2 separate regions of the Homo sapiens genome follow, and region 1 is linked to region 2. A link is a loop called in an ENCODE intact Hi-C map of the cell type or tissue named here. Cell type or tissue: heart right ventricle. All regions are shown on one strand. Each heading gives the region's core, and the rest is flanking DNA. Links, peaks and the distances in the headings are about the cores only.

Region 1 (8,352 bases), core at 80-8,079, 61 kb before region 2:
TAAATGTAAGATGATATTATTAAAGGGTGACATTTGCAGATAGTAAGCAAATTGTATTCAGACTTTAGAAAATACATAGGACTATGAAGTTATGAGAATGTTTTTGTTTTTTTTGTCATCCTCAGGGAGTGAATTTTTTTTAATGGAGCACGTACACAGCATTTGAGAAAATCTAGACAAAAGTGACTGAGGATATTAAAGTTTTATAAAAGCTCATGGCACTAGTTGTTGCAATATGATACTCTTTTTAAAAATACATTCTATAAATGTATAAGTTACGAGTCATAAAGCAAATGAACAAAGGTAGTGAAATGTCATCTGCCATCCATGCTCACAAAAACTCAAAGCAACAATGAGAATGAACCACCATTCACTCATTTGACAAACAGCATTTTTTTTTTTTCCTCATCTTGGGCACTGTGCAAAGTGCCAGGGATACAAAACCGAACAGACTCATTCCCTGCCCTTTGGGAGCTTTATGGTCCACTAAGGAAAAGAGACACACAGATTAGCCATTAACAATAAAGAAATGTAACTTCTCTATTATACATTTATTAGATTGATTGGCAAATGTTCCTTAGCTTTTCTTGGAAAAGTATTGAATACCTAACCATCTATAAATCTTCTAACATCTCAATAGTGCTCAAACCCTGAGCTGGATTTAGACAGTGGAAGAAAGAATAAAATGATCATGATAAGCTAAACCTGTGAGGACAAGGTAAAATTGTGTTGTAATTAGAAAGGATTAAAACCACATCTCTGAACCCAAACCAACACCACAAACACAGGATGGCAGAAAGCTGGGCAAGGCACTGCTAAGGGCGTGCACTATTTTGAGGAAATCAAGTATATGAAAATCTAAACTTTAAACAATGATTAATTAGAGACAATCATAATACACAAAGGATTTGATTTTGTATTGTAGTAAAATACACATAATATTTGCTATTTTTTTTTTTTTTTTTTGAGACGGAGTCTCTCTCTGTCACCAGGCTGGAGTGCAGCCGCACAATCTTGGCTCACTGCAACCTCCGCCTCCCGGGTTCAAGCGATTCTTCTGCCTCAGCCTCCTGAGTAGCTGGGAATACAGGCAAGCGCCACCATGCCGGCTAATTTTTTTGTATTTTTAGTAGAGACGGGTTTCATCATATAGGCCAGGCTGGTCTTGAACTCCTGACCTCATGATCCGCCCACCTCGGCCTCCCAAAGTGCTGGGATTATAGGCGTCAGCCACCGTTGGCTGGCCCTATTTTAACCATTTTTAAGTGTACAGTTCACTGGTATTAAGTACACTCAGTGTTGTGCAGCCATCATCACCATCCATCTCTAGAATTTTTTCATCTTCCTAAACTGAAACTCTGTATCCATTAAATAACAAAGATTTGGGTTTAACAAAGTTACTTCAGTTTTTCTTCAAGTAAGAATGCATGGGTGCTCTGCCTATAAACTCTATATATGGAGGAGTGGCCATTCTTTCTTTACTTTCCTAATCTTGCTTTCACTTAAAAACAACAAAAAAAATTTATGGGTGGGTGCAGTGGCCTGTAATCCCAGCATTTTGGGAGGATCACTTGAGGCCAGAAGTTTGAGACCAGCCCTGGCAACATAGCAAGACCTCATCTCTACAAAAAATAAAAAATTAAAATTAAAAAATAACCCAGGCATGTTGGCACACACCTGTAGTCCTAGCTGCTTGGAGGGATCACTTGAGCCCAGGAGCTGAAGGCTGCAGTGAGGTGTGATCGCACCACTGCACTCCATCCTGGGTGACAGAGCAAGACCCTGTCTCAAACAAACAAACAAAAAATATATATATAAAATTTATAATTGCAGTGGATTTAAAATATGACAATCTTTAAAATTCTTCTATTTTTATGGGATATTTATGGTTATCTAGATGTGTGTTGCCACCAAAATAATCTAGGAGCAAGCAAAACAAATGACCACAGTTGTATGACTTACTTGTGCGGAATCAAAAAAGAACACATGATGGAGATGTGATATAGAGGAAGTAAGAGAGTGATCTTTCTGAAAGAAGCATGCGTAGTTTTGGTCACCATGCTTTAAGTATGATGTTATAGAGAAGGCAAAAGGGTTAAGTTTAGGTGTTTGGGCCTTTACGATTGCCCAAACCCAACCATGTGCTTTCCTCAGGAACCTTCTGTCTGTTCTGAAGAGAGAACACTGCTCCACCAAGCTCTCTGGCCATCTCACTGGGCCTCATACCAAACACCTTAGGCTCTGTGGATTGTTTTTCTAGACAAGCTAGCCTACAGTACGCTTTAAAGGGTAAACAACAGGATATGGTTTATGTGAAGAAACATTTGAAAGTTGACCTCTTTATCCTAGGGATGAGACTAAGGGATAATAGTTGTATGCTGCTCCCAAGAATTTAGGAGGAGGCAACATAACCTTCTCACTATTCAATTGTTGAAGAAAATCAGCTTAGATTTAAGTGAGAGTGTTAATTTGGACTTAAGAGTTTTGGGGGCATGAAATATTAAAACATCAGAGGTTAGAAGTTTCTGTCTTTGAATATTTTGAAGAAGAAGATAATCATTTATCTCATATGGTTTAAAAAATCCGTATCTGAGGTCTAGACCATTACTATTATCTGATTTCAATGTGCATATTTTAGGAGAATGTACTATACTATATTTTAATACTTTAAATAGAAGTATTAATATAGTATATTCGGTAGTACATTCTAAAATATAGGGGAATGAATTGTACTAGAGTATTAGAATTATTCTCTGTTCACATTAGAAAGAAACAATCAAATTTATTTCCTCTTCCCTTGGTCTGATGACTCTCCCTGTCTGTTTCTAACAGGCAGATTTGAAGAATCAGCTGGGAGATGCTGGATACGTATTATTTGGAGTGGTGTTATTTGTTTGGGAACTCTTACCTACCACCTTAGTCGTTTATTTCTTCCGAGTTAGAAATCCTACAAAGGACCTTGTAAGTAAACCATTTTACATTTGTAAGAAAATGTCTCCTAATTCTGATCATGGAACCTGCAATTAGAACTTTTTCTTCATTTTTCAGAAGAGAGCCTCTTCCTTTTGTGGTGGTATGAAAAGTTTCCTTGACTATTTTATTGAGACATTCATTTCCCTTATCTTTTGAGGGAAAATGGTTTTCAGCTTAGTTTTATTTTACAAAAGAAATGAAACTATTATAAGTTGCATCTTAAGGCCTGGGGAAAGTGATTAACTATTTCTTTTAATGCACCATTGCCTCATTAGTATTTGAGACTTGGACTTGCTGTGAACCAAGTATAGAAGCTTCTCTCATAGCAAAGGAAAATAGAGAATAGAGAAACAGAAATAGGAAATAGAGAACACTCATAGGAAATAGTATGCCGGATGGCGACTAGGGAATGGGAGGATAGGGCAATAAGAGACATCATTGTAAGGAATGCTAAACCTGCTCCCCTAGTTTGGTCACATTGCTGTTCAACCAACTTTATATGAATGTCTTTATGGGACAGGACAGAAAATGCAAAACCAAGTAGCGTGAGAAACCACCTGGGAGCCTTGTTCCGTAAATTATTCCAGCCACACAAACTAGTGGTAGCTTTTTGACTTACTGATCTATGAAACCCATAGAAAAGTACAGTGAGTGGATTTGGGGCAATGTGAGCAAAGAGCGGGTGGTGAAGAAGGCATAGATGAGTAATGTCCTCCAATAATTCACAGTTCTTATTTCATACCCAGATGACTGACCTGTTTTTTTATCTTGTTTTTGGAAGCCGCCAGGCTTCAAACCAAGCATTCTGGTTCCAGAGTCAATGGTGGTTTTTTTTGTTTGTTTGCTTTTTGGTTTTTTTTTCTTTTGAGATGAAGTCTTGCTCTGTCACCCAAGCTGGAGTGTAGTGGCGCGATCTCAGCTCACTGCAACCTCCGCCTCCCGGGTTTAAGCGATTCTCCTGCCTCAGCCTCCCAAGTAGCTGGGAATACAGATGCACGCCACCATGCCTGGGTAATTTTTGTATTTTTAGTAGAGACAGGGTTTTACTATGTTGGCCAGGCTGGTCTCGAACTCCTGACCTCAGGTGATCCGACCGCCTCAGCCTCCCAAAGTGCTGGGATTACAGGCGTGGGCCACCGCACCCGTCTGAGTTCATGGTTTTAATCCCTGTGCTACACTGTAGCTTTCTCTGGCATCATAAGGTTTTGAGAAGAAATTATATTCTTAATATAGATGACCTAATAGTCCTATCTATAACTTCTGTAATTACATGGGAAAAAAGTCTAATACTCTTGGGGGGAAATCTATAACTCAAACCCTTCAACTTTAAAGGAATACACTGCAGGTGGGGCATTTCTTAAAAATGTCATCTAACATTTGTATCCATAATTCATTTGGTACAAACAGGTCTCTAAACTTGGCATGATTAGAGCCAGACTTCAGAGTCTAGGTAACGAGATACTCAAAGTGCGGCTCTTTACCATCTGTATCCGAATCCCTCAGGGCGCTTGGTGTAAAGATTCTTAGGTCATGTTGGAGACCCAGACCAGAATCTCTGGGGTAGGTTCCGGGAATGTACATTTTTAATAAGCACTCCAAGTGATCTGAATGAACTGTAAAGTTTGAGAATCTCTGTCCTTATCCTTTTCTTTTTTGAGACAGGGTCTTGCTCTGTCACCCAGGCTGGAGTGCAGTGGCACGATCACAGCTCACCTCAGCCTTGACCTCCTGGGCTTAAGCGATTCTCTTGCCTTAGTCTTGCATGTAGCTGGGATTACTTGCATGAGCCGTGTTGCCCAGGCTGGTCTCAAACTCCTGGCTGTTTTTTGTCTTTTAAAAACAGCTTTATTGAGATGTAACTCACTTACATAATTCACCCATTTCATGTGTATAATTGAGTGGTTTGGGGGATATTCACATATGTGCAACCATCACCACAGCCAATTTTAGAACACTTTCATCATCTCAAAAGGAAACCCCATACTATCATCTGTCATTCCCCATTTCCTTTCTGTCCCTGCCCTACCCCCAGGCATAAGCCACTATAATCTCCTGTGTCTATAGATTTCCCTAGTCTCGACTTTCATATGAATGGAATCATATGGCATGTGGGTTTTTTGACTGGCTTCTTTCACTTAGCAGAATGTTTTTTCAAGATTCGTCTACGTTGTAACATATATTTGTACTTAATTCTTTTTTATTGCCAAATAAATATTTCATTGTATGGATAGACCACATTTTGCTTACCCATTCATCCATTGATGGACATCATTTTTTTTTATTATTATACTATATATTATATATAATATAATATATAATAATATAAATAATATATAATATATATTATATATTATATATAATAATATAAATAATATATAATATATATTATATATAATAATATAAATAATATATAATTATATATATTATATAATATATATTATTAAGTTCTGGGGTACATGTGCAGAATGTGTAGTTTTGTTACATGGGTATACATGAGCTGTGGTGGTTTGCTGCACCCATCAACCCATCACCTACATGAGGTATTTCTCCTAATGCTCTCCCTCCCCTACCTCCCCACCCCCCTACAGGCCCCAGTGTGTGATGTTCCCCTCCCTGTGTCCATGTGTTCTCATTGTTCAATTCCCACTTATGAGTGAGAACATGCGGTGTTTGGTTTTCTGTTCTTGTGTCAGCTTGCTGAGAATGATGGTTTCCAGCTTCATCCATGTCCCTGCAAAGGACATGAACTCATCCCTTTTTATGGCTGCATAGTATTCCATGGTATGTATGTGCCACATTTTCTTTATCCAGTCTATCATTGATGGACATTTGGGTTGGTTCCAAGTCTTTGCTCTTGTGAATAGTGCTGCAGTAAACATACGTGTGCATGTACATGTGCATGTGTCTTTATAGTGGAATGATTTATAATCCTTTGGGTATATACCCAGTAGTGGCATTGCTGGGTCAAATGGTATTTCTAGTTCTAGATCCTTGAGGAATTGCCACACTGTCTTCCACAATGGTTGAACTAATTTACACTACCACCAACAGTGTAAAAGCGTTCCTGTTTCTCCATGTCCTCTCCAGCATCTGTTGTTTCCTGACTTTTTAATGATCGCCATTCTAACTGCTGTGAGATGGTATCTCATTGTAGTTTTGATTTGCATTTCTCTGATGACCAGTGATGAGCATATTTTTCATGTTTATTGGCTGCACTTCTTTTGAGAAGTATCTGTTCATATCCTTTGCCCACTTTTTGATGGGGTTGTTTTTTTCCTGTAAATTTAAGTTCTTTGTAGATTCTGGATATTAGCCCTTTGTCAGATGGATAGATTGCAAAAATTTTCTCCCATTCTGTAGGTTGCCTGTTTACTCTGATGATAGTTTCTTTTGCTGTGCAGAAGCTCTTTAATTTAATTAGATCCCATTTGTCAATTTTGGCTTTTGTTGCCATTGCTTTTGGTGTTTTAGAATGAAGTCTTTGCCCATGCCTATGTCCTGAATGGTATTGCCTAGGTTTTCTTCTAGGATTTTTATGGTTTTAGGTCTTACGTTTAAGTCTTTAATCCATCTTGAGTTAACTTTTGTATAAGGTGTAAGGAAGGGGTCCAGTTTCAGTTTTCTGCATATGGCTACCCAGTTTTCCCAACACCATTTATTAAATAGGAAATCTTTCCCCATTGCTTGTTTGTGTCAGGTTTGTCAAAGATCAGATGGTTGTACATGTGTGGTATTATTTCTGAGGCTTCTGTTCTGTTCCATTGGTCTATATATCTGTTTTGGTACCAGTACCATGCTGTTTTGGTTACTGTAGCCTTGTAGCATAGTTTGAAATCAGGTAGCATGATGCCTCCAGCTTTGTTCTTTTTGCTTAGGATTGTCTCGGCTATGTGGGCCCTTCTTTGGTTCCATATGAAGTTTAAAGTAGTTTTTTCCAATTCTGTGAAGAAAGTCAGTGGTAGCTTGATGGGGATAGCATTGAATCTGTAAATTACTTTGGGCAGTATGGCCATTTTCACAATATTGATTCTTCCTATCCATGAGCATGGAATGTTTTTCCATTTGTTTGTGTCCTCTCTTATTTCCTTGAGCAGCAGTTTGTAGTTCTCCTTGGAGAGGTCCTTCATATCCCTTGTAAGTTGTATTCCTAGGTATTTTCTTCTTTTAGTAGCAGTTGTGAATGGGAGTTCACTCATGATTTGGCTCTCTGTTATTGGTGTATAGGAATGCTTGTGATTTTTGCACATTGATTTTGTATCCTGAGACTTTGCTGAAGTTGTTTATCAGCTTAAGGAGATTTTGGGCTGAGACAGTGGGGTTTTCTAAATATATGATCATGTCATCTGCAAAAAGAGACAATTGACTTCCTCTTTTCCTATTTCAATATGCTTTCTTTCTTTCTCTTGGCTGATTGCCCTGGCCAGAACTTCCAATACTATGTTGAATAGGAGTGGTGAGAGAGGGCATCCTTGCCTTGTGCGGGTTTTCAAAGGGAATGCTTCCTGTTTTTACCCATTCAGTATGGTATTGGCTGTGGGTTTGTCATAAATAGCTATTATTTTGAGATACATTCCATCGATACCTAGTTTATGGAGAGTTTTTACCATGAACGGGTGTTGAATTTTGTCGAAGGTCTTTTCTGCATCTATTGAGATCATCATGTAGTTTTTGTCATTGGTTCTGTTTATGTGATGGATTACGTTTATTGATTTGTGTATGTCGAACCAGCCTTCTATCCCAGATATGAAGCTGACTTGATCGTGGTGGATAAGCTTTTTAATGTGCTGCTGGATTCGGTTTGCCAGTACGTTATTGAGGATTTTCACATTGATGTTCATCAGAGATATTGGTCTGAAATTTTCTTTTTGTTGTTGTGTCTCTGCCAGGTTTTGGTATTAGGATGATGCTGGCCTCATAAAATGAGTCAGGGAGGATTCCCTCTTTTTCTGTTGTTTAGAGTAGTTTCAGAAGGAATGGTACCAGCTCCTCTTTGTACCTCTGGTAGAATTCGGCTGTGAATCTTTCTGGTCCTGGACTTTTTTCGGTTGGTAGGTTATTAATTACTGCCTCAATTTCAGAACTTGTTATTGGTCTATTCAGGGATTCTACTTCTCCTGGTTTAGACTTGGGAGGGTGTATGTGTCCAGGAATTTATCCATTTCCTCTAGATCTTCTAGTTTATTTGCATAGATGTGTTTATAGTATTCTTTGATGGTAGTTTGTATTTCTGTGGGATTGGTGGTGATATCCCCTTTATCATTTTTTATTGCGTCTATTTGATTCTTCTCTCTTTTCTTCTTTATTAGTCTGGCTAGCGGTTTATCCATTTTGTTGATCTTTTCAAAAAAACCAGCTCCTGGATTCATTGATTTTTTTTGA
Region 2 (8,352 bases), core at 181-8,180:
GCAGTGGCTCAAGCCTGTAATCCCAGCACTTTGGGAGGCTGAGGCAGGTGGATCACGAGGTCAGGAGATCAAGACCATCCTGGCTAACATGGTGAAACCCCGTCTCTACTAAATATACAAAAAATTAGCTGGGCGTGGTGGTGGGCACCTGTAGTCCCAGCTACTCGGGAGGCTGAGGCAGGAGAATGGCGTGAACCTGGGGGGCGGAGCTTGCAGTGAGCCGAGATTGTGCCACTGCACTCCAGCCTGGGCGACACAGCGAGACTCTGTCTCAAAAAAAAAAAAAAAATCGTTAACACTGTTTATACTGATGGCAGGTAATCTACATATCAATTTATTTATAGCAAGTACTTCCTGCAATTAAGTATTTTTATTAAATACCTATTTACCATAAGAGTAATATATAGTCACACAAATTATTAATTTGAAAACCTATTAAATAAGCACTATTATTTATACTTTAATCAAAGAATAGGTAAATGGACAATTTAGAAATAAATGACTATGAGTGTTAAGCACTCAAATATAAATGGCAACCAAAGAGCAAATGTGAAAGGAGAGGTTCAATGGCTTGCTTTGATAAAAGTTTTACCAATTCTCTATATCATAGAGAGGACAGATACTTCATTAATTACCCCTTAGTATAACCTCACTCAGATTCCTTTAAAATTTCCTTACTGAAACCATATAAGCCAAGATAACATTCCATCTCCCAGTATTATTCTCAGTTTACCATACTATCGTAGAAGCTCACTCTAACTTACTCCACTATGGGCTGGATTTATAGCACAATTCTACCCGTGAATCTTTTTTAAAACTTTAGAAAGCAGAGCATTCTAGATACTTGAAGAGTTCCAAAGAACTACTATTTCCAACTATGCACACTTAATCCCCAAATTCTTTTCCACTGTGAAAAATATAACAATACCAAGGAAAAAGGTGAAGAGAAACTAAATGAATGATTTATGCCTACTCAGCACAATTCTTTGGGAATATTATCCCACAGATAAAAAATTTTGAGTCACTGCAATTACCTTCTGTTAAGAGAAGTGGTAGTTACTCTGGTGGAGAGTGTCCAGTCTTTCTACCATTCCAGGGGACTCTTGGAAAAAGGGCTGTGGAGAAGTCGAATTAGAGTCCTCCCCAGCATTAGAAAGCATCTTTACATGAGTTTGTTAAGACCTCTAGCAAATTCCAGTGTAAATATTTTTACAAAATGTTCACAGACCTATAACTAAGTGGCTTCAATTGAAGGTCCATGGCAGATGGTATATCATAATGGAAAGAATACAGGTTTTGGATTCGGATATGGGATCAAATCCTGCCTCAGCCTCTTGCTATTGTGTGATCTTGGGCAAGTTATTTAGTCTTTTTCAGACTCAGTTTTCTCAGATATGAAATAATACACACTTATGAAGGTAGCTGCAAAGACCAGAAATAATGTATTTAAGGCACTTAACATAGGGCCTGGAACACAGGCTCTCAATAAATGCCATTATGAATAATAAGGTCTACATAGCAAAATCCAGTACTGAAGCTATAATTCAGTTTATATTTTCATTGATTAAAATGTCTTATAAAAGGGTTAAAGTTAAAATAATTTAATTATAATAGTTTATTGTATTACCATCAAGTTCACAAAAGTGATCCCGTGAATCATCATATCTTGCCCAGTCAATGAAAGCTTCTTTGCTTTGATTACTATGGGAAGGAGGAATAAAAAAGAAAAATTATTAAATTTGGAGCTGAAACTTTTAATACTGTATTCTAGTGTAATTAAAATAGATAATCTGAGGTCAGTTAAAGATTAGATGATGTCACAATTCTGCTATTAGTGATTACATGAAGGGATGACAAAAAACAAGTTATAGGAAAATATATGTATTAATTTCCTTGAGTAATTTATATTTCTTAACTATACTGAATTATTAGGACTAGTCAATAATAATTATTTCAAGGAGAAATTAATTTGTAAATACATATAACATGTAGTTAAACACAAAACTCAAGCTAAACTTTTCAATTAACTTAGAAATTATAACGTTAAACGTATTTTTTCCGAAGTAATTAAATTTATTTTCAGAATTCTTTTAATTTAAATTGTGTCTATACTTACAAGATCTAAAATACCAATAACTGTATTTCTATAATCTCCCATCCAATGTGGTATTCACTGGTTACAACAATGCCACTTTTATCATGGTGTATCACTCGTTTCACAGCCTAGTTAACATTTAACAAAATCTATGATCAAGATTTCTAACTTGAAGAACTGATAAGTAACAACTACATTCCTTGAAATCAACTTTGATCTACATTAACTTGAACCTATATTCAGGCCTTCTCTGTATTGAATACTCATGATGGTAGTATCTATCAGAGAGGCATCATTTTGCTACCCTCTTTATTCATAACACAAAAGGAAAAAACAAGGTACAAAAAACTGTATAAATCAGGTATATAAAGGTAAAAATCAGGTAATTCCTAAATGTGGTACTGTCATAATCAAGAATTTGTTTTGTATTTGAGAAGCCACTACAAAGAAGTGTATAAGCTTGGCTGTACTACATCAACTTTATCAATACATTTTTCCAGTTCAACTTACTGTGGAATTTTTTTCCCTATGGGAGTATATAATAAAAATTAACAAAAATATTGTATCACAGTTGACCCAACTGAAATACGTGATGCCATAAACAATAATGCCTAATTACAGCTAAAATGACGTTAACTAAACTTGTGTTTAATAAGATAGATCTTATGTTGAAAGTAGTGAAGAACAAATCAATAGTGATACAAATTCCTATTTTCTTGTTAACAATATGACTTTCAGGAAATTTCTTCTTTGAGCATCCTCATTTGAAGAGGCTTTGCTGATTCTTTCACCTAACCCCTGCCTAAAACCACAGTAAAGCCATGCCTAAGCCCGAAAAAACATTGAATGTGCATCTAATGCTAATAAAGCTGGCTCAGTTTGATTTATAAATGAGTTAGAAGGGACCTTAGAGGTTATCTACTTCAGCTTTTCCAAATGTCAGTTTGAAGATGGATGCAACACTATTTGCATGAGAATTTCTTGGACTTAACTCAGCACTTCCTTTCAAGATAGTGTCCCAAGGTTAAAGTAGTAGTCTTCAAACTGGGAAATGAGGAGCATAAAAGATGGAATAGGGAATGAGAAACTTTCTGGGAGTGATAAATATATACATATATTTTTTGAGACAGGGTCTCACTGCACCCAGGCTGGAGTGCACTGACATCATAGTTCACTGTAGCCTTGACCTTCTGGGATCAAGTGATCCTTCTATCCTCAGCCTCCCAAGTAGCTCGAACTATAGACATACGCCAACACATCCAGCTAATTTATTTATTTATTTTTTTGTACAGACAGGGTCTTGCTATGTTGCCCAGGCTGGTCTCAAACTCCTGGGCTCAAGTGATCTGCTTGTCTTGGCCTCCCAAAGTGCTGGGAGTACAGGTGTGAGTCACCATGCCCAGTCAAAATATATATATATATATATATATATACACACACGTATATATATACGTATATATATACACACGTATATATATACGTATATATATACACACGTATATATATACGTATATATATACACACGTATATATATACGTATATATATACACACGTATATATATACGTATATATATACACACGTATATATATACGTATATATATACACGTATATATATATGTGTGTATGTATGTGTGTGTATATATATGTGTGTATGTATGTGTGTGTATATATATATATATATATATATATATTTTTTTTTTTTTTTTTTTTTTTGAGACACAGTTTTACTCTGTCACCCAGGCTGGAGTGTAGTGGCACGATCTTGGCTCACCGCAACCTCCACCTCCTGGGTTCAAGTGATTCTCCTGCCTCACCCTCCTGAGTAGCTGGGATTACAGGCGTCTGCCACCACGCCTGGCTAATTTTTTTATTTTTAGTAGTATTTAAGTAGTATTTTCACCATGTTGGCCAGGTTGGTCTTGAACTCCTGGCCTCACATGATCCCCCTGCCTCGGCCTCCCAAAGTGCTAGGATTACAGGCATGAGACACAACACCCAACCTATGGTATCTTAATTGTGATGATGTTATATGGGTGGACACATGTCAAAACATCAAACTGTATACTTTATATGCAGTGTATCATATTTCATTATACCTCAAAGTAAAGCTGTTTAAAAATCATAGTACCAATCACTGGAGAAGTTGTAGAACAGATAACTGATACACTACTAGTAGCAATATAATTTGGTAGCAATTTTAGAAAACAATTTGGCAGTACCTAATCTCATTTCTAGGTATATTCTCCATAAAAATATACATATGTATGTACCAAATTTTTTTTTTATTTTTTCACAGATAGTGTCTCACTTTGTCACTCAGGCTGGGGAGTACAGTGGCACAATCATAGCTCATTGCAGTCTCAAACTCATGAACTCAAAGTGATCCTCCTGCCTCAGCCACTCAAGTAACTGGGACTATAGGCTCATGCCACTGCACCTGGCTATTTTTTTTTTTAATTTTTTGTAGAGACAGGATCTCACTTGTTGGCCAGGCTGATTTTGAACTCCTGGCTTCAACCAATCCTCCTCCCTTGGCCTCCCAAAGTACTGGGATTACAGGCATGAGCCACCATGTCCAACTGTATCCACCAAAATATTTCTGAAATGGCCCCAAAGCATAAGCTATCAAGAGCAGAATGGAAACATGGCACATTCTTACTATAGAATACTATGTGCCAATAAAAAAGAATTAAACATTACTATGCCCAAAAACATGAATGAATCTCAGACACATGTTAACAAAAAGAAGCCAGATACAACAGAATATGTTCTATATCATTCTATTTATAAACAGTTAAAACTAATCTCTGTCAGTATCTCAAAATCACGGTTAACTTTGGAAGGTGATAATGACTAGGAAAGTACACATGGTAATCTGGACAGCAAGTATAATGCTCTGGATGGTGGCTATAGAGTTGGGTTCACTTTGTAAAGTTACATTGACCTTTACACTTAAGAATTTTCTATTCCACCATATGTGTATTATACTTAAATTTTTTAAGTTTAAAGAATAATTTCTGTTCAACAACAAAAAACTATATGCAAAATTAAAGGACAAATCCTAACAACACAGCCAACAAAGAATTATCACATTATATAAAGAATGCTTACAAATCAGTAATAATTTTAAAATCCAACCCAATGGAGAAAAAAATGACAAAGAATATAAACTGGCAATTTACCCCAAAATCTTCCAATGACTTAAGCCTAGTCCCTAGATCATTCCTCTATTTACACTCTCTCCTTGGTGATCTCATTTAGGTTTATGGCTGCTAAACACCATCTATTCATTGACTGACATCCAGACCTCTCCCCTATTTCAGATTTGTATATCCAACTGCCTACCTGAAATCTCCAAGTGGATGTCTCACAGGCAGCTCAAACTTAACAAATCCAAATTTGACTATAACTTTGTCTCAGACTTGCTCCTCCTCCAGCTGTCCACAGGTCAGTAAATGGCAACTCCATTTTTATAATTCCAAATCTTGTAGTCATCCAAAAGCTCATATCTTCTCAATACCACATATCCAATACTGCAGCAAATCCTGTTAGCTTTATCTTCAAAATACATCCAGAACCTGACCGCTTCTCATCATTTCCACTGCTATCACCCTGGTTTAAATCACCATAATGTCTTATTTGGATTACTACGATAATCACGTAATAAGGCTTCTGCAACATATCAGGCTCCCTCAACACATGCCCTTAACTCCTCTGTTCAAAACCTCCCTGTGAGTTTTATTCCACCCAGTCTAAGAGCAAACACTCATTATAATTGCTTTCAAGGCTCTACAAGATCTCTACCCACCCCACCTCCTGCCCCATCCCTAGCATCTTTTGACCTTGTCTTCTGCTACTTTGCCCTTGATGACTGTGCTGCAGTTACATTGGTCTTATTGTGTTTAAGTCTAGGCATGATCCTGCCATGGGGGTTTTCAACTAACATTTATATATACCTGGAATGCTCATCCCCCAGCCAACCATAGTAAGACTCATGCCTTCACCTTCTTCGGCAATTTGTTCAAATGTTGTATTATCTTCTCTGACCACCCAATTTAAAACAGTGCCACTCTCTCACTCCTAGCCCTCTTTGTTCTTCCCTGCCTGTCTTCCCTAGCATTCATCATCATTTTACTTACTTATTTCTCATATATTTTACTTGTTTATTGTGTTATTTCCTCTGACAAGGATCAAGTTGCACGAGGGCGGAAATTTTATCCATTACGCTACTGGATTCCTAGTACCCTAGAACAGTGCTTGGCACATTGTAGACATTCATTTGTTGAATGAATAAGAAACTCAAATGTCCAATAAATAAAAAATGCTCAAATCCACTAGTAATTACGAAGTATAAAATAAAAACAAGGTACTATTTCACACTCAACAAACATTATCAACTTTTGGTAAGGATGTAGAGAATGATACAAGCTGTCAGCACTGGAGTCAGTATATATTCACACCAAGTACTATGGAATGTCATCAGGCAATATCAAGAATGGGTATTAAAAAGACAATCCTAAGATTCAACAATTCTACTTCTAATGTGAAAAAAAATTTGGGAATGCTCAAGGTGGCATGTTTGTAAAAGTAAATAATTGGAAATAGCTAAACATCCATCAATAAGTGAATAGCTAAGTAAAATATGGGATATTTATATGATGAAAATCATTCATCAGTTAAAAGAATAAATCTGTGTTTCAACATGGACAGATCTAGAAAGCAAAATGTACAATGAAAAATGTAGCAGAATGTTAAATATAGGATATCATTTATACAAAGGAAAAATAAAACCATATACACAAAATAAAACTATCTTATTTATACATATAAATATATAAAAACAAAAACAGACTGGATATACACCAACTAATTCTTGATAGTAGTTACCTCTACTGGATTAGGGAATACAGCATAAGGGATTTTAAATTTATCTGTGATGTTTCTTGTTCCTTAAAACATATGGCAAAAAATGTTAATATTTATTTACTTGGAATGGAGGATTATTTATTTGAAATGGAGGATATGTATGTGGGTGTTTATTATCTTTTATTTTCCTATATTAAATTTTGTCTTCAATAAATAAAATTGCTAACTTATACTGAGTCATTAGCAATTATGGTACATAAATACAAATCTTTTTTTTTTTTTTTTTGAGACAGAGTCTCACTCTTGTCACCCAGGTTAGAGTGCAACGGTGTGATCTCAGCTCACTGCAACCTCCGCCTCCCAGGTTCAAGCAATTCTCCTGCCTCAGCCTCTCAGGTAGCTGGGATTATAGGCACCCGCCACCACACCCGGCTAATTTTTGTATTTTTAGTAGAGATGGGGTTTCACCATGTTGGCCAGGCTAGTCCTAAACTCCTGGCCTCAGGTGATCTGCCCACTTCAGCCTCCCAAAGTGCTGGGATTACAGGCATGAGCCACCATGCCCGGCTCATAAATACAAACCTAATCAAATGGGAATGTAAAGGAATTTCTGAAATATCTCATTCCCAACTACTGATTATGTCTAGTCATTTTATACTACACAATTTGAGGCCATTTATATATTGTTTATGCTGGTTTCTGTGTAGAACAAATAAGGAAAAGTTAACAGAAAAAAAATCTACGAAATTTAACAGGCTAATAACTTTTATCATTCAAAATGTAACATCCAGACTCAATCACTATTTAAAAAGATTTAGGAGTTCAAGCCCCTTCTTCCATAGTAATCAGGAAAAATTGATCCATAAACCCTGTTAGCTGAACAATCTTGTAAATTTCTACTTTTTAAAAGATTTACTATGGATGATACATTCTAGAAATTTAAGGATAAATCAGCCAAGAAGAGGCAAAGCTATTATGAAATTTAGGATAAAGAAAAACTTTTTCTTCCTTTTAAAAATATATTAGTTAAAACTTTAATGGGTTCGAAAATGTTTTACCAAAATCATAAAAAATTGATTCTTGATATCAATGAGAATATTTTCTTAATATTACCAAAATAAAACTTGCCTTAATGTGCTGTTAATTGCTCCCAGTTTATTAGCTTGCTCACAATCTTCTAATTCTTTGGTATTGTTTGCCATTTTCAAGTACTGCAAAGAAGTTCGTAAGTTTAGTAAAAATTATTACCTTATTCTTTATTTCAGTTTCTATTGGCAGAATAATCAATCTGTCAACAATGATATACACTAAATATACATACATTCCATTATAAAAATCCCTATCATATGTAAGAAATACAAATGAAAATGAGGCAGAAATTTCCACCAAC

Evidence for each region. Hi-C counts contacts between places; a loop is a spot of excess contacts. Peaks named below come from ENCODE experiments on the same cell type or tissue, not always from the same donor. Only the 100,000 strongest peaks of a DNase experiment are listed, where the experiment ranks them.
Region 1: a loop joins it to region 2, with 4 times the contacts of the local background. A loop is called at or near these places in 2 of 110 quality-filtered maps.

Annotation. Positions count from the first base shown.
Region 1 is chr1:236,180,946-236,189,297 of GRCh38, forward strand. It overlaps GPR137B (G protein-coupled receptor 137B), which reads left to right. Exons shown (of 7, transcript NM_003272.4): 5 at 2,833-2,961. Among named protein-coding and RNA genes, the nearest start is that of GPR137B, 43 kb to the left of the region's middle. In heart right ventricle, for the core only: no CTCF peak of the experiment used is centred there; no DNase peak of the experiment used is centred there.
Region 2 is chr1:236,241,795-236,250,146 of GRCh38, forward strand. It overlaps ERO1B (endoplasmic reticulum oxidoreductase 1 beta), which reads right to left. Exons shown (of 16, transcript NM_019891.4): 5 at 8,091-8,173; 6 at 1,628-1,701. It overlaps LOC124904562 (a long non-coding RNA gene), which reads left to right and starts at 4,042. Exons shown (of 2, transcript XR_007066962.1): 1 at 4,042-5,543. In heart right ventricle, for the core only: no CTCF peak of the experiment used is centred there; no DNase peak of the experiment used is centred there.